Linked DNA regions of Homo sapiens: region 1 is linked to region 2. Evidence: read pairs that join two places in POLR2A ChIA-PET (ENCODE). Cell type or tissue: Panc1. All regions are shown on one strand. Each heading gives the region's core, and the rest is flanking DNA. Links, peaks and the distances in the headings are about the cores only.

The links. Peaks named below come from ENCODE experiments on the same cell type or tissue, not always from the same donor. Only the 100,000 strongest peaks of a DNase experiment are listed, where the experiment ranks them.
Region 1: POLR2A ChIA-PET joins it to region 2 with 6 read pairs; 2 of 35 experiments call an interaction of 5 or more read pairs at or near these places.

What each region holds. Positions count from the first base shown.
Region 1 is chr4:119,589,824-119,597,823 of GRCh38, forward strand. It overlaps PDE5A (phosphodiesterase 5A), which reads right to left. Exons shown (of 21, transcript NM_001083.4): 3 at 6,700-6,789. Among named protein-coding and RNA genes, the nearest start is that of PDE5A, 35 kb to the right of the region's middle. In Panc1, for the core only: no CTCF peak of the experiment used is centred there; no DNase peak of the experiment used is centred there.
Region 2 is chr4:119,713,610-119,729,794 of GRCh38, forward strand. No RefSeq gene overlaps it. Among named protein-coding and RNA genes, the nearest start is that of LINC01365, 83 kb to the right of the region's middle. In Panc1, for the core only: no CTCF peak of the experiment used is centred there; no DNase peak of the experiment used is centred there; H3K27ac peaks cover 3,720 bases.

The sequences.
Region 1 (8,000 bases), core at 1-8,000, 130 kb before region 2:
GAGCGGTTTAAACACTAACATTGAAGGGCCAGCAGAATACAGGCAGATCTCCTTGTTGCCACCTCAAGTCCTGCTTCTGCATGTAGCCACATTAAACACATCAGTGTACCTTCCACTCCAACAAAATCAACAATAATTTAAGTGCTTACTGCAGAGTCTCAAGAAAACACCAATCAGGAGGGAAGCAGAGTGCAGCCATCATCCATAGCAGACTTTTAAGAAATGCTCTTCTCTCTATTATGACCCCTACAGTCCGAATGCCTGGGTTTGAATCTCAGCTTTGCCAGTTTTTAGTTATGTGACTTTGAGCAAGTTCCCTATATGTTTCATGTCTCAGTTTCCTTTTTTGTTAGGTAGGAATAAGATAATGGGTTACCTCTTATGGTTGTCATGAAGATTAAATGAACTAATACTTGCCAGATCATTAGCACAGTTTTCACAAGATTTGCTTAATAAATATCACACATGTTTACTGTCTCCTACATACAAGGCAGTTATTTCCAAACTCCTACCCCATACTCCTCAAACTACTCCCTCATAGACACTCTGGACTGGCTCTCTTCTCTCCCTTGATCACTTTTTTCTTTCTGTCTTTATTCATTTTCTCCAGCCAGTAGCTCTTTGACCTTCCAAAATAAATTATTTTAGCCTTCTAACACTTCTCCAGTTTCTTTTTCCACTTTGCCCATTAACTCCATTCTCTAGAAGGGAGTAGGGAGAGGGGAAGATTGCAAAAACTTAACCTCTATGATTTTTTTCAAAAATTACCATCACAGATGTTTAGTAATATCTATGATCCTTACTTGTAAAAAAAGCACTGCTGTATCTATAACAGTTATGGTTATAACATTAATGAAAAGAACTCCCAAACATTTTTAATTAGTTGAAATACTTTACAAGAATAAGAGGCAAATAAAGAGCTTAGATATTTCAGTGAATCTTAAAAATCTTCCTGCATTTTCCGGCCTATGTTATAATTCAGACTTTAGTATTCAGCAGTCAACTACTCCATTAAAACAGCTTTCCAGAGTTGGTACCAATGTCTTTAAAAACCAGTGTCACTGAAAGGTACCAGGATATTTTGTAAACAATCAATATTTAATGATTCAATAATCACAGTTCTTTTTAGGTTCCTTGGTAATTAGTCAGAATGGGTATTGGCTTACTCGATAAGGGTGGACTTAGAAAAAGAGAAAACACCAAATTCATTTTGCCTTATTTATGAGGAAAAATAGAGAAAAACATGTTTCTCTTAAGTTTAAAGTTTCTTAGAGGGTAATCAATAGACTATGTCAGGGGCTGTGTTGGGATCCCAGTTAGCTGAGTACTGGCTTTGGTCCCAGTTAGCTGATTATTATGTGGCTAATGACCTCTTCATGCAGCTCTTATTCCTTGTCTCTCTTTAAAGCTCTATTAGTTCTACATCTCCTTTTAAAGAATAGTAGCTGATGCACTTCCAGTGTGCCAGGAACTACGTTAAACCCTTCACTCACATGAATGCATTTAATCTTCCCAATAACCCTTTAAGGTAGATCCTTTTATTGCCCTCATTTTGCAGATGAGGAAACTGAAGATCAAAGGGATTAACCAGTTCCATCCTGGTTTGTCAGCCAGCAACTAAGTGGTAAAGATGGGATTCAAGCCCAGAGCAAGCAATCTTAATAATTAGTCCCCAAAGCCTCCCTGCAACTTTCCATTTTGGTTTAAAATTTTCACGACAAAGAGTAGTTATGTGTACATAAAAAGCAAACACTACTCTGAGTTTGTTTATACAGATATAAATTTAAAGATAATTCTGGAAGTCAAATATTGCACCTTGTTAGTGGCCTGGGTTTATTTTTTGGCCAGCCAAATTACTTTTTATATTATAACAGCCACGCTTGATAGTGTGTCTGTTCTGTCTCTCTTCATTCTTTTCTCTGAAAACGTTAATTCTCAGGAGAAATAATTTTGAACTTGGCAGTGTGAACCTGGGAGGAAAGGGAGCAAGATGAGAAGGAAGGAGAATGGGGAGGGTCAGCAAGATGTTTAAAAAGCTGTGTTCTGGGCCGGGCGCAGTGGCTCACGCCTGTAATCCCAGCACTTTGGGAGGCTGAGGCAGGCGGATCACGAGGTCAAGAGATCGAGACCATCCTGGCTAACATGGGGAAATCCCATCTCTACTAAAAATACAAAAATTAGCTGGGTGTGGTGGCGCACGCCTGTAGTCCCAGCTACTCAGGAGGCTGAGGCAGGAGAATTGCTTGAACCCGGGAGGCAGAGGTTGCAGTGGGCCGAGATCATACCACACTGCACTCCAGCCTGGTGACAGAGTGAGACTCTGTCTCAAAAAAAAAAAAAAAAAAAAAAAAGCCGGGCGTGGTGGCTCATGCCTGTAATCCCAGCATTTTGGGAGGCTGAGGTGGGCGGATCACAAGGTCAGGAGATCGTAGCTATCCTGGCTAACACGGTGAAACCCTGTCTCTACTAAAAATACAAAAAGAAATTAGCCGGGCGTGGTGGCGGGCGCCTGTAGTTCCAGGTACTCAGGAGGCTGAGGCAGGAGAATGGCGCAAACCCGGGAGGCGGAGGCTGCAGTGAGCCGAGATCGCACCACTGCACTCCAGCCTGGGTGACAGAGCGAGACTCTGTTTAAAAAAAAAAAAAAAAAAAAAAAAAAAAAAAGCTGTGTTCTGGAAGCCCTCTCTTGAATAAAGTTACAGATTGAACATCCCTTATCCGAAATGCTCGGGACTTAGAAATGTTTCAAGTTTTAGATTATTTTTGGATTTTGGAATATTTGCATTATTATCAGTTGAGCATCCCTAACAGAAAAATCCAAAATGCTTCAATGAGCATTTCTTTTGAGGGTCATGTTAGCACTCAAAAAGTTTCACATTTTGGAGCATTTTGGATTTTCAAATTAGGTATACTCAATCTGTATTTAGTCCCCAGTGAAGCTACTGAAGATTTTTTCATCTCATGAAATGCTTAGTGTAAGAGTCCAAGGCTCATATTAAGTCACCACAAGGTAAAACAGACACCAGCAGGAGAGGATGTGAGAGCACAGAGAGAGACATGAGAAAGCTCAGGAACCCAGCAGAAGTCTAAAGGAGAGAGCTTCGGGCTATTTGGGGATCTGTGGCCAAACCCACTTCAATCAGATCTGTAAGAAGGCAGCAGGTCCTTGGCTAAGAGTGGGGTTACATATTCATGTAATGAAATTTAAATCATCTCTCAGTAGAATGCCTAGAATTAAAAAGACTGATACACTATGTGTTGCCAAGGATGTGATGTAAGGGGAACTCTCATACACTGCTGATAAGAATGAAATATGGTACAGCTACTTTGGAAGAGTTTGGAAGTTTCTTATCAAATTAAATAAATACCTACCATATGACTTAGCAACTGCCCTCCTATGTATTTACCCAAAAGATGTGAAAGCATAAGTCCACACAAAGGTCTGTATGCAAACACACTGACAGCAGCTTTGTTTTGTAATAGACACAAACTGGAAATAACTGAAATGTTTATCAACTGATGAATGCATAAACAAATTGTAGTATATCCATACCATGGAATAAATCACTCAGCAATAAAAAGGTACAAACTACTGATACATCCAACAGTAGGGCTGAATCTCACACCCATTAGGCTAAGTGAAAGAAGCTACATACAAAAGACCACATACTGTATGATTCCATTTAAATGACATTCTAGAAAAAGCAAAACAATAGTGACAAAAAGCAGATCAGTGCTTGTCAGGAGCTGTGGGTTAAGGGAGGAGGAGATCAACTATGAAGGGGTACAGGGGAACATTTGAAGTGACAGAAATGTTCTATATCTTGATTGCAGTGGTGGTTACATGATCGAATATACATATCTCAAATTCATCAAATTGTACACTTAAGCTGGGTAAATTATATTATATGTGTATTAATCTGTTCTCACACTGTTCTGAAGAAATACCTGAGACTGGGTAATTTATAAAGGAAAGAGATTTAATTGACACACAGTTCCTCATTGCTGGGGAGTCCCCAGGAAACTTACAATCATGGCAGAAGGCAAAGGAGAAGCAGACACCTTGGGCGGCAGGATGGTGTGAGTACAAGTAGGGGAAATGCCAGATGCTTATAAAACCATCAGATCTCATGAGACTCACTCACTATCACGAACAGCATGGGGGAAAACGCCCACATGATCCAATTACCTCCACCTGGTCCCGCCCTTGATACGTAGGGATTATGGGGATTATAATTTAAGGTGAGATTTTGGGTGGGGACACAGACAAATCATGTCAGTACGCGAATTATATCTCAATATAGCTGTGTTTTTTTAATTTTTTATTTAATTTAAATCATCCTCACCGGCAGTCATAATATGGAAGAATGTATATCCTGAGGATACTTTCTGTAGAAAGGGCCATCCTACTCACTTCTTCCTAGTGATTCTGTTGCATTCTCATCAGTTCCCCCAATCCTGACTGTTGGAGAAATTGTTCACACTATCTAGAAAGAGAAGCTTAATCAGGGCATAATTCAGGCTGAATCCCTTTGCCGGTACAAAGCTGTTTTGGGGGCCACGATTTTAAAATATCCTTAATAACTAAAAGCTGAACATTGTCTTCCTAAGTGCACGGAATCTTAGTCTGTGGTTTATAACTAGGCCTGCCAGATGAAATTTGAGTTGGATTTGAGTTCAGATAAACAACAAATAATTTCTTAGTATAATGATGTCCCAAATAATGCATGGGACACATTTCTTTAAAAATTTGATATACCTGGCAACCATATTAATAACACAATAATGATCAGTCCATGTATGGCCTTTTCAATTTTATGTATTCATTCACATACTTAGTTAATTAAACTAATTAATTAATCTCATATTACGTCATTGCTGCAGGCATTTTTAGTTACTACTGCTGGAACTACACTTTTTAAGAAACCATGTGGCAACTCTAAGGCACTGAGAATGACTACTGAGAAGTAACTGACTTAGGGCCTTGTTAATCAAATTGTGATCAGCAGACCCAGGTAATCATCAACTTGGTACTTGTTAGAAAAGAATCTCAGGTTCTACCCAGACCTACTGAATTCAGAATCTGCATTTTAACAAAATCCCCAGGTGATTCCTATGCACAACACAGTTTTAGAAGCACTGATTTAGAAAGCTGTGTTTTAGGCAAATTTCCAGGCAGTGATATGTAGAATGGACTAAAGGGAAATTGACTGCAAGGATAGAAACACCTTACAAGAACATTTAAAAACCTTAGGCATTACTTCAAAATCTGAATCATGGTGCATGCAGGTAGCACGAATAAAAAGAAAAAAATATTGAAATCAGAAACATTCTAATGAAAAAAATCAATGGGGTTTGGTAACACACTAGATGGAGGAAGGAGAATAAATGTCAGAATTTGAATATAAATCAAGTAGAAGCATCAAGTACTTCTAATATGATTGGCAGTGGTTCTCAACCTTGGCCACACACTGCAGTCATTTGGGAGCTTTAACAAATACTAATACCTGGGTCCCAATCCCTGAGATTCTGATTTAAGGTGAAACCTCGGCATTAGAATTTTTAAATGCTATACCCAGATAACTGGTAAAACATTTCCGCGTGTGTCTGTGAGGGTGTTCCCAGAAGAAATTAGCATTTGAATCAGTAGACTGAGTGAAAAAGATTCTCCCTCACCAATGTAGGTGGGCATCATCCAATCCACTAAGGGCCCAAACAGAACAAAAAGGCAGAGGAAGAGCATATATTGCTCTCTCTTCGGAAGCTGGGACATCCATCTTCTCCCTCCTCTGAGACAACAGAACTTCAAATACTCAGATCCTTGGATTCTAGGACTCACACCAGCAAATCTCCCATTTCTCAGGCCTTCAGCCTCAGACTGAATTACACCACAGGTTTTCCTGTTCTCCAGCTTGAAGATGGCAGACTGTGGGACCTCTTGGTCTCCATAATTGCATGAGCTAATTTCCATAAATAAATCCCCTCATATATCCTCATATATCCTATTGATTCTGTTTCTGTGGAGAACCCCAATTAATACAATTGGTAATCTTTTAGACTTCTCCAGTTGGTTGTAATACACAGTCAGGATTGAGAATGCTCAATTGAAATATTCAGTTTAACTGATAATTTATTAACTCTTTTTTCCAAATAAGTGTAAAATGAAGAGGGAATTCAGTGATAACAGAATCCAAATCTTCTAGTTAGGTGAAATATAAACTAACATATTTTCATTTGCCTGTTAAAATTTCAAATTGAAATTTACATAATTAGAATTAGCTATGATTTCCATTTTTTTCAAAACCTCAATTTGAATGAAATCCGTTAATGACCACTGTAGTTGGATGAGCATTTATGAATACTACTCATACTCCTAAAACATAATATGCAATGAATTGATCCTAATCACAACCATAATTACATATCTTAAGATAGAATAACGCCTTCAGGAAGAGGGGAGGTAGAATATGACATGCATAAAATTTATTTCTAAGTAAATGGGCATAGTAAAGCAATTATCAGAATTAGGCCCTGTAACTAAAAATCTAAATAGAAAAAAAATCAAGCAGAACATTTAAGAACTTTATAGCTAATTTGTCACTAAAGCATTATTTCATATATATGCAAAGTAAATACAAAATATTTTTCAAAAAGAAAAATATTTCCAATGACCTTTTATAAAATGGAAAATTGGCTTACCTCTTCCCTATGATTCTTAATTGGCATACAAAGAATGCTTTGTGTCTTGTAGCCTGTAATTTGGTCAACTTCTGCATTGAACCGAGGATCCTAGTATGGAAAAAGAAATTCAATTTAATGACTGACCTGTTCAAAGATTGATTTGATTTTTCTGATTTATTAGATTAGAGAAATCTAACCTTGGACTTACCTTGTTACTCTGAGTAACAATTTTATTGTTGTGAAAGGCATCATCATGTAAGTACATATTATATTTGACAAAGATAAATTGAAGTTGCTGAGCTTTTTTATAAGCAGCTAGTGTTTAAGAGAAAAAAATACAGACTCGAACAAATGTTCAGAAATAAAGAAAATTCAAAATATTAACCACTTTAGATAGCTGTACTTAAATTCAGGAAAAAGTGGCATCTCTCCACCTCTGTAATATCATCTCACAACCTGATTCTATTGTGCCTCCAGAACAACCTTTTCAATAAATGACTTTACTTCCCTTGTAAGGGCTCTTTTACAGTTCTTCAGTATTCTGTACTTCTATCTCAAGTATTCCTAAGAGTTTAAATTATACACATATATACACAATCTCATTGAGTCAGATTGTAAACAATCCTTTAATCTTTTGAATTTCCCCTTTTACAAGGCACATTATACACACCCAATAATCATAAAGGACTTCTGAGGTGTTAAATTTCTAAGTATGAATTAAAGAAACAAAGGTAAAGTTTAATTTTCCATTACACTTTAGATTGGGAAGATCTCAAATTAGGCTGTAAACTCTGTGAGGGTTTTTTTTTTTTTCTTTTTTTGTTCATTACTGTATTCCTAGCACAGGAACTCAATCAAAAGCATGCGTTAAATCAATGAAGGAATTCATTAACAAATAATACCACGGTTATCAAATGTTATCATTTTTACCTTACCATATAGTTTAAAGCAAATCTTGTCAGTAAAGGGAAAACCAAAGTAGAGGAAATCAATAGCTACAACAACATGAGGTTAGAGTGGAATGGAATCAAGCATTCCAGGACATAAACATCTGAATGAGTGCTGTTCCCTTCAAAGCGATAGCCTTGGGGAGTTACATGCTTAATCTAATAATAGCATCACTGCTCCAAAAACTACGCAGTTGGAATTCCCTTCAGAGAATATGGAATATCCACACTGGAAAAGCTCATCTTTTGATGAGCTTTGAAGGTCATTTCTTTTTAAAAAAATAAAAAATAAATTAGTCACAGTAAAGCTGTGAATGAAGTGATTACACTAGATTCCATCAATTGGGGTCAGAAATGAGGCCAATTTTCAAC
Region 2 (16,185 bases), core at 3,361-11,360:
AAACTTCTTTCCTTTATAAATTACCCAGTCTTGGGTATGTCTTTATTAGCAGCATGAGAACAGACTAATACAGTTGCTCATTTTGAAGCAAATTTTGTATTGAAGTGTATATTATCCTTTAATACAAAATAATACACAAATCAAAGTATACAGCTCAAGGAGTTTTCACAAAGTGGGCACATTTATTTAATCAGAACCCAGAATTTACCAATATGGTCAAATTGGGAGATTACTACATAAAACATTCAGAGTTCTGATTTCTCCTGAAAAGTTAGAAAATCTCACCATCTTGAGCCCACATTTCCACTAGCCAGCAGGAAAGCAGCTGGTCCCTTAGGTGGAGCATATGCTGTCTATTTTCCACTGTAGAATTGTGACCAATAAAAGGGACAATAAGACAACAAAAATATAAGAGAAAAGCAGGAGTCAATGAAATGTTATTAAAATGTCAAGCATTTGACTGAACTAGATAAAGGGACCTTAAAAGAGTTCAGATTCTAACTCACTAGCAATTATATTACTTGGAACAATTATATGTTAAAGAGAAAGTTGGCTGGAGCCTGGGTGGAGATTGCAAATTCCATCTACTTGAATCAAATGATAGATATTACTCTGCTAAAAGGTGTTAGGGTTAGGCTTTGACAATGTCTATAGCTCTTCTTTGATTGTGGTATGTGCCTTGAATTTTGTAATTATGTTTCTGTTGCTTCTTACTACTACTTACTTCCAATATTTGGGTTGTAAGGTCACATTAGAATTTCTTAATGGTATCTACTCCCTGAAATTTAATTAGGTACCTTCAAATTAACTCTGGCTAATAAATGGGGTACCTTTTATTAGTAACAACTTGTTAAATATTAATTCTGGTTGTAGAATTTGAGTATTGTTTTACTACCCAATAGCAACTCCCCATACCTCCCAGCTTCTTCCCTTCTAATAGAACACTGATTTTTGTTCAGGTAATTTAACTTCCTTCACATGGCCATGTGGTTTCCTAATGCAATCATGGCAATCTCATTCTTTTTGCCAGTTCGAATTTTAACAACAGGTGTAATGTATTTCAATGAGCCATGAAAGAGAATCTACTGCAGGGTTCAGGGAAAAATTTTGCCATGATTAAAAAAAGATGGAAAAGATTTAAAGAGTACAATTCAAAAATGCTGATAGGAGGCAAGACTAACTTGCAGCTCCGACTTGGACGGACGGACTGAACAGGGTGCAGAGACTCACATTGTAAACTTTTACTCCAAGAACTACCATAGGAACATACCAGGAAAACTGAAAGAATTCACAGACCCTTTGAAAGAAGTGGCTTGCCACTGCAAACTCCATGAGACAGCTAAAAACTGTGAGTGTCCAAAGTGTGAGAGGGGGGAAATGTCTACCTCCAAAGGTACATCCTTACTGGGAAACCTGAAAATCCAGATCACAGGAGAAGGGTTTAACCTTACTTAGAGCTGAAATAAATTTAGAGGGCTGAGTGAAATATAAAAGTAGAAGAAGTGGGTCAGGCATGGTGGCTCATACCTGTAATCCCAGCACTTTGGGAGGCCAAGGTGGGTGGATCACCTGAGGATGGGAGTTCAAGACCAGCCTGACTAACACAAAAAAACCCCAGTTCTACTAAAAAATACAAAATTAGCCAGGTGTGGTGGCACATGCCTGTAATCCCAGCTACTTGAGAGGCTGAGGCAGGAGAATCGCTTGAACCCGGGAGGCAGGGGTTGTGGTGAGCCGAGATCACGCTATTGGACTCCAGCCTGGGCAACTAGAGCAAAACTCCATCTCAAAAAAAAAAAAAAAAGAAAAAAAAAAAAAGAAGCGCAGTAAGAGCCCTTTAGGCACTCCTGGTCCCCAGGGAAGCCATTTCTGACTTTGTCTCACAGGAGTCCTTGGGGAGGGCAGCTAGTGGAATTGGGGAAGTACCACAGGGAGAAAGAAACTTCCAACTCAACTTTGTAATAATTTCGATTGAGTGTGAATTTTGCTGGCCAGAATCCAGTGGCGGGTAAGCGGGTGAATGCAAAGTGCAGCTAGGAGCACAGAACCTACAGCAGGTGGGGAGGGTGGAGCCTGAAAGCCCTGCTTGCTTTCTCAGCAAGGAGGCTTGTCGCCTGGAGCAAGATCTCAGCCCTGCTTTCTGGCTGCCTTGATATAAACTTGGTACTGTTGGTGGGGCACAGTGGGAGTGAGACTGGCCTTGCTGGCTATGTGGGAGCTTGGTGAGGCCTGTGACTGCTGGCTTTACCCCACTTCCCTGGTGACCTGTATGACACAGCAGAAGCAGCCATAATCCCCCTAGGAACATAACTCCATAAGCCAGAAGACCATCCCCTATCCCCCACAGCAGCCACAGCAGCCACAGGAAGCCCCACCCAAGGAGACTTTGAACTCAGAAGAGCTTAACTCTGCCCCAACCTGATTGTCTTTCTTTACCCACCCTGATAGCTGAAGACAGAGGACATAATCTTTTGAGAACTCTATGGACCTGTCCACTGTCTGAGAAACCCAAATATTTATCCAGGTGACCCTAGGTCAAGCTTGTATCCCCTTTATACTACTGCAGCTGATGCTGTCTTGAAAGCACCACCTCTTGGATGGAGGCCAACCAACTCAAGCCATTTTAGCACCTCATAAAAAAATAACCTCACTTCAAGAAAGGAGAAAACAACAGCTAACTCCACTGCCTTTAACATCCTGGCTAACCATAGGTCCTGAGTCTGGCCATGTGACAACTTCAATGCTAGCACAGCAAGCATTTGAGAAAACCAGCATTCTAAACTACATAAACAAAACTACAAACAAGGATTTTCACAGAGTCTATTTCACTCCCCTGCTACCTCCCACTGGAGCAGGTGCCCGTATCTATGGTTGAAAGACCTGAAGATGGATCATATCACAGGTCTCTTAGCAGACACTCCGCAGTACCAATCTGGAGCCCAGTAGCTCCGCTGGTTAGCTAGACCCAGAAGAGCAATAATAAACACTGCAGTCTGGCTCTCAGGAAGCCCCATCCCTAGCGGAAGCAGGGGAGCACCACATCAAAGGATCACCTCGTGGGACAAAAGAATATGAACAGCAGCTCTTGAGCCCTAGATCTTTCCTCTGACCTAGTCTACAAAATGAGAAGAAACCAAAAAAACAATTCTGGTAATATGACAAAGCAAGGTTCTTCAACACCCCACAAAGACAACACTAGCTCACCAGCAATGGATCCAAACCAAGAAGAAATCTCTGAAATACCAGAAAAAGAATTCAGAAGGTTGATTATTAAGCTACTCAAGGAGGCACCAGAGATAGGTGAAAACCAACTTAAAGAAATTTTAAGAATTGGGGAGGGGAGAAAAAAGAAAAAAGAAGAAAAATAATACAGGATATGGATGAAAAAAATATCCAGAGAAAGAGATAGCATAAATTTTTTAACAAATCACAACCTCTGGAAATGAAAGACATGCTAAGAGAAATGAAAAATGCATCAGAAAGTTACAATACAATTTAAAAAGTAGAAGAAAGAACTTCATAGCTCAAAGACAAGGCTTTCAAATTAATCTAATTTAACAAAGACAAAGAAAAAATAATTTTTTAAAAAAGGAACAAAGACTCCAAAAAGTTTGGGATTATGTTAAATGACAAACCTGAGAATAATTGGTGCTCCTGAGGAAGAAGACCAGCCTAAAAGTTTGAAAAACTTATTTAAGGGAAAAATCAAGGAGATTCCCTGGCCTTGCTAGAGATGTAGACAACCAAATGCAAGAAGCTCAAAGAACACCTGGGAAATCCATCACAAAAAGATCATCACCTAGGCACATAGTCATTAGATTATCTAAAGACAAAGGGAAGAATTTTAAGAGCTATGAGGCAAGAGGATTAGGTAACCTATAAATGAAAACCTATTAGATTAACAGCAGATTTATCAGTAGAAACCCTAGAAGCTAGAAGGGATTGGGGTCTTATCTTTAGCCTCCTTAAACAAAACAATTATCAGCCAAGAATTTTGTATTCAGTGAAACTAAGCTTCATAAATTAAGGAAAGGTAGTCTTTTTGTGACAAACAAATACTGAGAGAATTTGCCACTATCAAGCCAGCACTACAAGAATTGCTAAAAGGAGCTCTAAATCTTGAAACAAATCCTGGAAACATATCAAAACAGAACCTCTTTAAAGCATAAATCTTACAGGATCTATAAAACAAAAATACAAAAAAAAATTTTACAAACAACAAATAGCATGATGAATAGAATAGTACCTCATAACTCAATACTAATGTTGAATGCAAATTTCTAAACGTTCCATTAAAAAGATACAGAATTGCAGAATGGATAAGAATTCACCAACCAACTATCTGCTGCCTTCAAGAGACCCACCTAACACATAAGGACTCACATAAACTTAAGGTAAGGGGGTGGAAAAAGACATTCCATGCAAATGGACATCAAAAGGAGCAGGAGTAGCTATTCCTACATCAGACAAAATGAACTTTAAAGTAACAGCAGCTAAAAAAGACAAAGAGGGACATTATATAATGATAAAAGGCCTTATCCAACAGGAAAATATCACAATCCTAAATATATATGCACCTAACACTGAGTTCCCAGATTTATAAAACAAATATTACTAGACCTAAGGAAAGAGATAGATAAGAACACAATAATAGTGGGGGGCTTCAAAACTCCACTGACAGCACCAGACAGGTCATTAAGACAAAGTCAACAAAGAAACAATGGAATTAGACTATACCCTAGAACAAATGGACTTAACAGATATTTACAAAACATTCTACCAAACAACTTCAACATATGCATTCTATTCATCAGTGCATGGAATATTCTCCAAGATAGACCATATGATAGGCCACAAAACAAGTCTCAGTAAATTTAAGAAAATAGAAAATTATATCAAGTACTCTCTCAAATCACAGTGGAATAAAATTGGAAATCAACTTCAAAAGGAATCCTCAAAACCATGCAAATACAACGAAATTAAATAACCTGCTCCTGATCGATCATTGGATAAATAATGAAATTAAGATGGAAATTAAAAAGTTCTTTGAACTGAATGATAATAGTGACACACCTATCAAAACCTTTGGGATACAGCAAGAGTGGTGCCAATATTAAAGTTCATACATTAAACACCTTCATCAAAAAGTCTGAAAGAGCACAAATCTAAGGTCACACTCAAACAAACTAGAGAAACAAAAACAATCCAAACCCAAACCCAGCAGAAAGAAAAGAAATAACAAAGATCAGAGCAGAAATAAATGAAATTGGAACTAAAAAATACAAAAGATAAATGAAACAAAAACAGGTTTTCTGAAAAGATAAACAAAATCGATAGACCATTAGCAAGATTAAGAAGAAAAAATATCCAAAGAAACTCAATTAGAAATGAAACAAAAAATATTACAACCAATACCACAGAAATACAAAAGATTATTCAAGGTGACCGAAGTAGAAACTCTGAACAGACCAATTACAAGTGGTGAGATTGAAACAGTAATAAAAACAATTGCCAAAAGAAAAAAAAAAAAGGCCAGGACCAGACATATTCAGAGCTGAATTACGTCAGACATTCAAAGAAGAATTGGAACAAATCCTGTTGACACTATTCCACAAGATAAAGAAAGAGGGATATTCTCTAAATCATTCAATGAAGTCAGTATCATGGTAATTCCAAAACCAGGAAAGGATATAACAAAAAAAGAAAACTATAGACCAATATCCTGGATGAACATAGATACAAAAATTCTTAACAAAATACTAGCTAATGGAATCCAACAGCATATCAGAAAGATAGTCTACCATGATCACATGGGTTTCATACCAGGGTTACAGGAATGGTTTAACATACAGATGTCAATAAATGTGATACACCACATAAACAGAATTAAAAACAAAAATCACATGATCATCTTAATAGATGCAGAAAAAGCATTCGACAAAATCCAGCATCCTTTATGATTAAAACCTTCAGCAAAATCGGCATAGAAGAGACATACTTTAATGTAATAAAAGCCATCTCTGACAAACACACAGTCAACATTATACTGAACAGGGAAAAGTTGAAAGCATTCCCCCGAGAACTGGAACAAGACAGAGATGCCCACTTTCACCACTTCTATTCAACATAGTACTGGAATTCCTAGCCAGAGCAATAAGACAAGAGAAAGAAATAAAGGGTGTCTAAATTGGTAAAGAGGAAGTCAAATTGTTGCTGTTTGCTGATAATATGATTGTATATCTAGAAAACCCTAGACTCATCCAAAAACTTCCTAGATCTGATAAATGAATTCAGTAAAGTTTCAGGATACCAGATCAATGTATGTAAATCAGTAGCACAGCTATACACCAACAGTGACCAAGCTGACAACCAAATCCAGAACTCACCCCCTTTACAATAGCTGCAACAAACAAACAAACAACGAAAAAAAAACCCTTAGAAATATACCTAACCAAGGAGGTGAAAGACCTCTACAAGGAAAACTACAAAACACCGTGGAAAGAAATCATAGATGACACACACAAATGGAAACCATTCCATGCTCATGGGTGGGTAGAATCAATACTGTAAAAATGGTCTTACTGCTGAAAGCAATCTATAAATGCAATGCAATTTCTGTCAAAATAACATCATAATTCCTCACAGAACTGGAAAAAACAATTCTAAATTTCATATGGAACCAAAAATAGCCTGCATAGCCAAAGCAAAACTAAGCAAAAATAACAAATCAGGTAGCATCACATTACCTGACTTCAGATTATACTACAAGGCTATAGTCACCAAAACAGCATGGTACTGCTATGAAAATCGGCACGTAGACCAATGGAACAGAATAGAGAACCCAGAAATAAAGCCAAATGCTTACAGCCAACTGATCTTTGACAAAGCAAACAAAAACATAAAGTGGGGAAAGGACTCTATTCAACAAATGGTGCTGGGGTGATTGGCAAGCCACATGTAGAAGAATGAAACTGGATCCTCATCTCTCACCCTATACAAAAATCAACTCAAGATGGATCAGAGACTTAAATCTAAGACCTGAAATGATAAATATTCTAGAAGATAGCATTGGAAAATCCCTTCTAGACATTGGCTTAGGCAAAGACTTCATGACCAAGAACACAAAAGCAAATGCAACAAAAACAAAGATAAATGGATGCGACTTAACTAAAAAACCTCTGCACAGCAAAAGAATTAATCAGCAGAGTAAACAGACAACCCACAGAGTGGGAGAAAATCTTCACAAAGTATGTATCTGACAAAGGACTAATATCCAGAATCTACAAGGAACTCAAATAAATCAGCAAGAAAAAAAACAAATAATCCCATTAAAGTGAGCTAAGGACATGAATAGACAATTCTCAAAAGAAGATATACAAATGGTCAACAAGCATATGACAAAAATGCTCAACATCACTAATTATCAGGGAAATGCAAATCAAACCACAATGCAATACTACCTTACTCCTGCAAGAATGGCCATAATTAAAAAAAATAAAAAAAAATAGATCTTGGCTTGGATGTGGTGAAAAGGGAACACTTTTATACTGCTTGTGGGAATGCAACTAGTACAACCACTATGGAAAACAGTATGGAGATTCCTTAAAGAACTAAAAGTAGATCTATCATTTGATCCAGCAATCCCATTACTGAGTATCTACCCAGAGGAAAATAAGTCATTATATGAAAAAGATACTTGGACACACATGCTTATAACAGCACAATTTGCAATTGCAAAAATATGGAACCAGCTGAAATGCCTATCAATCAATGAGTGGATAAAGATATCTATCTATCTAGCTACACACACATACCATGGAATATTACTCAGCCATAAAAAGAAATGAAATAATGGCATTTGCAGCAACCTGCATGGAGTGGAGACCATTATTCTAAGTGAAGTAACTCAGGAATGGAAAACTAAACATCGTGTGTTCTCACTTACAAGTGGGAGCTATGCTATGAGGACACAAAGACATAAGAATGATACAATAGATTTTGGGGACTCGTGGGGAAGGGTGGGAGGGGGTGAGGGATAAAAGACTACACATTGGGTACAGTGTACACTGCTCAGGTGATGGGTTCACAAAAATCTCAGAAATCACCACTAAAGAACTTATCCATTTACCAAACACCACCTGTTCCCCTAAAACCTATTGAAACAAAAAACAGATTGAAAAAGAGAATATTTTGTCTGGATATTACCTTGTTTAATTATGATATAAAGTAGTTAGCTTAAGGACAAGCCTAAAGAAATATGAAAAAATGAAAAGACACTCAGTCTTTGATAATGTTTTTAAAGCATTGAAATAAGCAAGCCTGGAGTCACTTAATCTGAACATTTCTTCTGTGAAAGAATAAATGCCATCATGATCCAGCTTGTTAAGCCAAAATTTTCTGTTTCTTGTGGCTGAAATCTTTCTAACTGCCACAGCTTGTGGAAATACTTCATTAGTGAATCATTTACAGTTAAAGGATTTGTCAGGGCTGAGTGCCATGGCTCACACCTGTAATCCCAGGACTTTGGGAGGCCAAGACAGGAAGATCGGTTGAGCCTGGGAGTTCAACATTAGCCTGGGCAACATGGCAAAACTCCATCACTACAAAAATAAAAAAATTAGCCAGACCTGGTGTTGCACATCTACAGTCCCACCTACTTGGGAGGCTGAGGTGAGAGGATCAATTAAGCCTGTGAGGTCGAGGCTGCAGTGAGCTGTGATTGTGCCACTGCACTCCAGCCTGGGTGACAAAGTAAGACTCTGTCTCAAAACAAATTAATTAATTAATTAAATTAAATATATAACCATTTTTGTACATGCACATTAATAAAGTTCCCTTCATTCCTACAATCTCTTTTATATACATGTATATGTATATTATACACTATCTCTGAGAGAATGAGCTAAGGGAGATATGTAGATAGATAGATAGGTATGCATATATATGTTTTGTTTGGCCTGTGAACTATAAAAGGTTATTACATTTTTAAATGGTTAAATAAATAAAAGTAATTTTGTGACATGTAAAAATTATATGAAATTCAAATTTCAGTGACCATAAATAGTTTTACTGAGATGGAACCATGCCCAATTATTTACGTATTGTCTGTGGCCACTTTCCAGTTTCCAAGGCCCAGTTGAATAGGTGCAACAGAGACATATTGCCACAAAGGGTGAAATATTTACTATCTGGCCATTTACAAAAAAAGTTTGCTGATCTTTGGCCTAAACCAATGCTTCTCAGTGTTTACTGTGCATGTGAATTACTTGGGGATCTTGTGAAAAGGCAGACTCTGATTCAGGAGCTGTGAGTGGGGCCTGAGTGTCTGCATTTCTACTGAGCTCCCAGATGATGCAGATGCTGCTGGTCTGAGGACTGCACTTTAAGTAGCATGGGTTTAGAGTAGGGTCAGCAAACTTTTCCTTTGAAGAGCCAAGTAATGAGTATGTATTTTAGGATCTGTGGGCTATGTAGTCCTTTTTACTACTCAAATCTTCAAGGTGAAAGACCTGCCACTGCACTCCAGCCTGGGTGACAGAGCGACACCCTGTCACGAAAAAAAGAAAAAAAGATTTGTCAGACTAAGTAGGTAGGCCTTTACTTCAGGCTTGTATCCTAAGAATAAATTATCCTAGAAAGAATAGAGAAAACTGGATGATGACAGAAAGATAAAATAAACTCATTTTCATTTTTACTCAAGTAAAAAAAAAAAAAGAAAAAATATATGTACAGAAAGAGAGAGAGGGAGATGGCAGTAACCTAGACCAGGAGTCAGAACCTATTCTAGCAAATCCATTTAGAATAAAAATTTTAAAAATACATATTGTGTACATATACACATATACACATACAATATAAGATTGTGTATATATATACATGCACACATTTTTTCATATCTATATATATACACACATAATATATAGGAAACATATATATATGTTTCCCATAAGATTATATATAAGATTATATATAAGACACATATATACACACAATATATAAGAAACATATATAGGAACATATATATATGTTTTCTGTAAGATTATATATGATTCCTATAAGATTATATATATTTCCTATAAGATTATATATATAGGAACATGTATATATATTTCCTATAAGATTGTGTATATATATTTTATATAAAGTGCACTTCTGAAAAATCTTGGGCACTTTCATGTTTCTCAAATTGGTTAACCCAAATTATTAATGCTGTGTTAATTCAATAAAGTGCTTTCATCTACCCATCGTTAGTGACAGGTCTTCATTTTGTGTCTCTAAAGTTAGCTTTGATAAAGTTTGAACATAAAGGTTTCTATGAGCTACACATTTTTTCTAATACTGATCTATTAATAAGCTCTGTATATCAAAAGTTTTGCCTATCAATTAAAGAGACTTGAACCCTGCCAGCATATTTAGAAACAGTTAATATGGTTGGTTTGAATTTGGGGCCAAAAGAGTTCTTAATTGCGGTTAGATTCCCATTCCTTCAGAACCAGGTATGTGTATAAACAGATAGGTTTGCTGACCAACATACATGTATATGAGATTGTAGGGAAGAAGGGAAATTTCCCCTTTGCTCTCTGAAGGTCCACTGAAAAGTCAGCTCACAAAAGGCATATTAATTGGAGAAAAAGCATACAAATTTATTAACGTGTACACGAGGAGAATCACAGAGTGATTACACAATATCCCAATGGGGTACAGGTGCTTATATACCCTACTTCTCAGGGGAAAGGAAGATGGGAACTGTGGATGATTTAGAGGGATAATAAATGGTTTTGAGGGGAAGTCAATGGGCTTGAAGAACATACAATGCTGGCACAAAGTCTGCTGGGCCCACAGCACAAACAAACGTATGTAACAAAAGCCTGTCCAGGTTTTTGACAGACTTCAGTCTTTTTTTTCTGTGGCATGAGTTTAGTTAATGAAAACTCAAGGAAGGAAACAGAGATAATTATTTTCTTCTTTGGCAGGTCCAAATTTTAAGCAGATAAGGAACTTCAGAGAACAACTTCATCCTGTGCTTTGGGAGACACAGAGGATCGAGAGCCAGGAGGGGTGAGGGGAAATAGGTCAGAGAGACCTTGAGGTTTCCTCTTCAATTCATCATGTCAAAGCAAGTCAAAGCACCATATTGTAGGGTATCTGTTTCTGAGCCCCAAAAAGATATACATAATATGTACATTATATACATATGCATAATATATCTATCCTCCTAGTAGTCTCTCTGTACTGTATTTATTCTGCCAATGAAAAATATGTAGTACACCATCACATCATTTGACAGAACCTTTGTTACAAGTTAGAAATTATACAGGAGGAACAGCAACATATTCTAGGATAAATCAGATAAGTAATTAGTAACTGATCTAAAGTCACATGTACTAGAAAATATAAACTAGGCCAGGTGCAGTCTTTCATGCCTGTAATGCCAGCACTTTAGGTGGCCGAGGCAGGAAATCGCTTGAGCTGCAGGAGTTCGAAGCCAGCCTGGAGAACACAGCAAGACGTTGTATCTACAAACAATAAAAACTTAAAAATTAGCCAGGTTTGGTAGCATGCACCTGTTGTCCTAGCTACTCAGAAGGCTGAGTCAGGAGTATTGCTTAGCCCAGGACTTTAAGGCTGCCGTGAACTATGATCACGCCATGGCTCTTCAGCCTGGGTGACAGACAGAGGCCATGTCTCTTAAAAAAAAGAAAGAAAGAAAGAAAGAAAATAAAAGAGAAAAGAAAATATAAACTAGGTGTTTAGAGTCTTGGGGAGAGTGAAAAGGGAGGCAAAGTATTGGCTAAACAATGATGTGACAGTAAGTAATGAGGCAGTATCCTAGACTAGATCTCTGCAAACTATGGCTTATGGGCCAAATCCAGCCTGCTGCCTGTTTTTGTGTGGCAGGTCAGCTAAGAAATGATTGAAATCATTACATTTTTAAATGATTGAAAAAAATAAAAACTAATAACATTTTGTGATGTGAAAATTACATGAGATTCAAATTTGCGTGACCATAAATAGTTTTATTGAGATAGAACCATACCCATTTATTTATATATTGTCTGTGGCAACTTTCCAGCTTCCAAGGCCAAGTTGAATAGCTGCAACAGAGACATATTTTCAAAAAGGTTAAAATATTTACTATCTGTCCCTGTATAGGAAAAGTTTGCTGACTCCTGGCCTTGACAGCCTAGACTAATGCTTCTCGATGTTTACTTGCATGTGAATTACATGGGGATCTTGTGAAAAGGCAGATTCTGATTCAGAAGCTGTGGGTGGGGCCTGAGTGTCTGCATTTCTACTGAGCTCCCAGCTGATGCAGATACTGCTGGTCTGAGGACTGCACTTTCAGTAGCAAGGGCTTAGAGAGGGGTCAGCAAACTTTTCCTTTAAGGGGCCAAGTAAGAAGTACATATTTTAGGATCTGTGGGCTATGTGGTCTTTTTTACTACTCAAATCTTCAGGGGAAAGGCAGCCATAGGCAACATATAAAAGAACAGGAGTGGCTGTTCCTATAAAAGTTTATTTGCAGAAGCAGGTGTTGGGCTGGATTTGTCCCATGGGCTGTAGTTCACCGGTTGCTAGGCTAGAGAATTAGTAAGTGATTTCTATTAAGAAATAAGCATTGTCCTTCCTTCAACGTGCTTCCTGGTTCCATTAACCCCCAATAATAATGGTGATGAGTTTCAGAGAACAGTAACTTATCCAAAACTGCCACAGAAAATCAGTGGTGAACCTGGCATAAAACATAGCCATGATTAGTGGATGACCGTCTGGAGAACATGTACACTGGGATTGTGACTATTCTAGTTTCCTTCATTGTGGGGCCTGGCACTTGCAGACCTAAACAATAAAAGGTGAGACATCTATTTAGGGCCAAAATTAAGTGTAGGTGTCAGGAAACTGGATGTTTGGCTCAGGGAGGGCAGAATTCTCTATTTAATAATAAAGTTTACGCCTTCACTGCATGTTCTTGAAGTTAAGGCTCAGACAAATCTCAGAAAGCAAATGTTTCATAGTCTTGAATTTCTCATGCTCTAAAAATGAAATTGCTCTACTTTATAATAATGTGTTATTTTAGGCACCAAGTAGTGTGGCATTCTGCCTTCCCAGTGTACTTTGGAATTTTTAATTATACAATGAATGTCCTTTTAACCACAATGACTAAAATTACATTTCTCTTTCCAAATTCTTCTAGAATTATTTCCCTCTGTCTAAGCTACAGTTACTGAAATAGGGAATAGACCTTAATTCTGGCCTAGAATATAAGATTTGTTTTATCTTTCTTTATGCTGTCATTTCTGTGTAAATTAATGTGTCGATAAGGCATGAATCAGCATAACTACATGTAATAGATTAATAGAACACTAAGAACATATATGTTATAAATAAAAATGCTTAGGAAAAATTTATCTACAGCCTCAGACACAATATCCTTAGATTACAGATAACATATAGATATGAATAATTGTGTCATTTTTATGAATCATGTGTTGAGAAACTTAACGTCACTGCTTTGATGATAACAATAATTTCCATCTTACAAGCAATTAGTGTAGATTCCTGAGCAAGGAAGAATATAATGAGCGTTCTAATTCCTAAGAATCTATCATCTCAATTTTAGATGGAGCAGGAAGTTGAAATATGACATTAAATAAATATGAACTCACACAGAATCAACGACTCTTAGAGCCAGAATTTTTGATGGTCTAATTTAGCAATTTCATGCAACGCTTCTATGTTTCCACGTAAGTCCATATTGAATAAGTTAAATTGTTAAAGCCATTTTCTTCTTCAACACAAATATATTGGCATTTTTTCCCTGAATGTAGGGATATGTATTAGTTTCTCAGAGCTGTCATTAACAAACTGGCTGGCTTAAAATAACATAAAGTTATTGTCTTACAGTTCTGGAGGCTAGAAGTCTGAAATCAAGGTGTTCGCAGGGCTATGCTCCCTCTGGAAGCTCTAGGGAAGAATCCTTCCTTACATTTTCCTAGCTTCTGGTGACAGCTAGCAATCCTAGGTGTCCCTGTGTTTGTAGAAGCATCACTCTAATCTCTGCCTCCATCTTCATATGCATTTTCTCTGTGTCTCTGTTTTCACATAGCTCTCTTCTGAAAAGTACATCAGTCGTATTGAATTAGGGGCCTACCCTACTCCAGTATGACCTCATCTTAACTAATAACATCTTCAACAACCCTATTTCCAAGTAAGGTCACATTCTAAGGTACTGGGTATTAGGACTTCAGCATGTCTTTTTTTGGGTGGACACAATTCAACCTGTAACAGAATATAAGGATGCAAAGACGTTATTGTTTCCCATGCAGCCCTTAGAGTACAGAGGAGAAAGCGAATGTGTAGATTTTTGAAGATACAGTTTATAATAATTTAATACATACAAAATGCTGTTAGAGTATTGTGGTGGTGGCAACTATTTTTTTCTAAGTGAAATGGTAAAGGAAAAATTTTAAAGGCAGTTGCCATTTGAACAAGGTTTTGAGAGACAAACAGGAATTCATCCTAGAGAAAAAAATTGCCAGATGTGGGGACATATTAGGAAAACAGTTTTGGGTAAAGGCATGAAAATAAGAATGAATAAAGTGTTTATTTCCTGTGATTAACACTAGCAACCTATTGAGTATTAGTATGTGTCATTTAACATTCACAACAACTCTTTTGATCCCGATTTTGCAGATGGGAAAACTGAAATTTAGAGAAGCCAAGTACTTTGTCTCTAGCTTATGCATCTGAAGGTAGTCCTATTGGGTAACAAGACAGTCTGATTGCACAGCTTGTGTTATTAGCCACTGAGATAAACATTACAGTTTAAAACATTTGGAAGTATATATGGGATGGCTACAGATAAAGCTGAAGAAGTAGACTGAAGATTAATTGTAAAGAAATTGGTTTATCAAATCAGGAGTTTGAACATTGAGGATTATAAGCAACTGAACAATGTCCAAAGCTTTAAGGAAAGGTGTCAAATGACCACACTCATGCAGAGTAAAGGGTGGATTGGGGGAGAGGGAGATTGGAGGCCCAGGAGCTAAAAAGGAGGCTACTGTCTCCAGCTATGTTAGAAATAATGAAGATAGGAAATTAGACCATGATAGTGAGATGGAGAAAAATGATAGAATCAAAAGATATTTTTCCATTAATATCAATCAGACATGTTCATGCCCAAGTCAGTATATTTTCTTGTAATCACCTGACAGGTTCTTCCCGCCTGCTGCACAGATAGAACCAATTCACTGAGACAGTGCTATTGCAGTAGAGAAAGAGTTTAATAATTGCATGGCTAGCCAATCGGAAGGACATGGAGTTTGTTACTCAAATCAGCATCCCCCACAATTTGGAGGCTGGGGATTTTTTTAGGATAGTTTGGCAGAGAGGGCTAGGGAATGGGGAATGTTGATTGCTTGGGATGGGGATAAAATCATAGGAGGTCAAAGCTGTCTTTTTGCACTGAGTCAGTTCCTAGGTGGGGTCACAAGACCAGTTGAGCCAGTTTCTTGGCATGGGTTACTAGTCTGGGTGGTACTAGCTGGTCCATCAGAATGCAGGGGCTGAAAAATACCTCAAAACACCAATCTTAGGTTTTACAATAGTGATATTATCTTACAGGGGCAATTGGGGTGGATACAAGTCTTGTGACCTCTGGCTACATGACTCCTTGTGGTTAGTTTTACAAAGGTGGCAGTGGAGGGTGTTTAGTTTCAGGAAGGGGCTGTGATCATCTTTGTTTTAAAGTTGAACTATAAATTAAATTCCTCCCATAGTTAGCTTGGTCTATTTCCAGGAATGAACAAGGGCAGCTTGGAGGTTAGAGGCAAAATGAAGTCAGTTAGGTCAGATTTCTTTCAGTGTCATAATTTTTGTAAAGGTGATTTCACTCTGTTGCATTGCCATTCCTCTCCTTTGACTCAAGTGCCAAAAGTAGAACTTGTCCCAACCCAAGTGATTACAATAACAATTTCAATCCACCACCCTAATCTTAGAAAGAGTCTGGTAAGTCCATGCTGGGGGTATTTAAATAATTATGTGTAGAAGACATTAAAATATGGTTTAAAGTGCTAAAGACTAAACTAACATACTTTAAAACAAACTATACAAAATTAGTAAAGAATATTTTGTCAAAACGCTTTGATACAATCTCATTTATCTTTACTAAGGTGTCAACACCTTTGG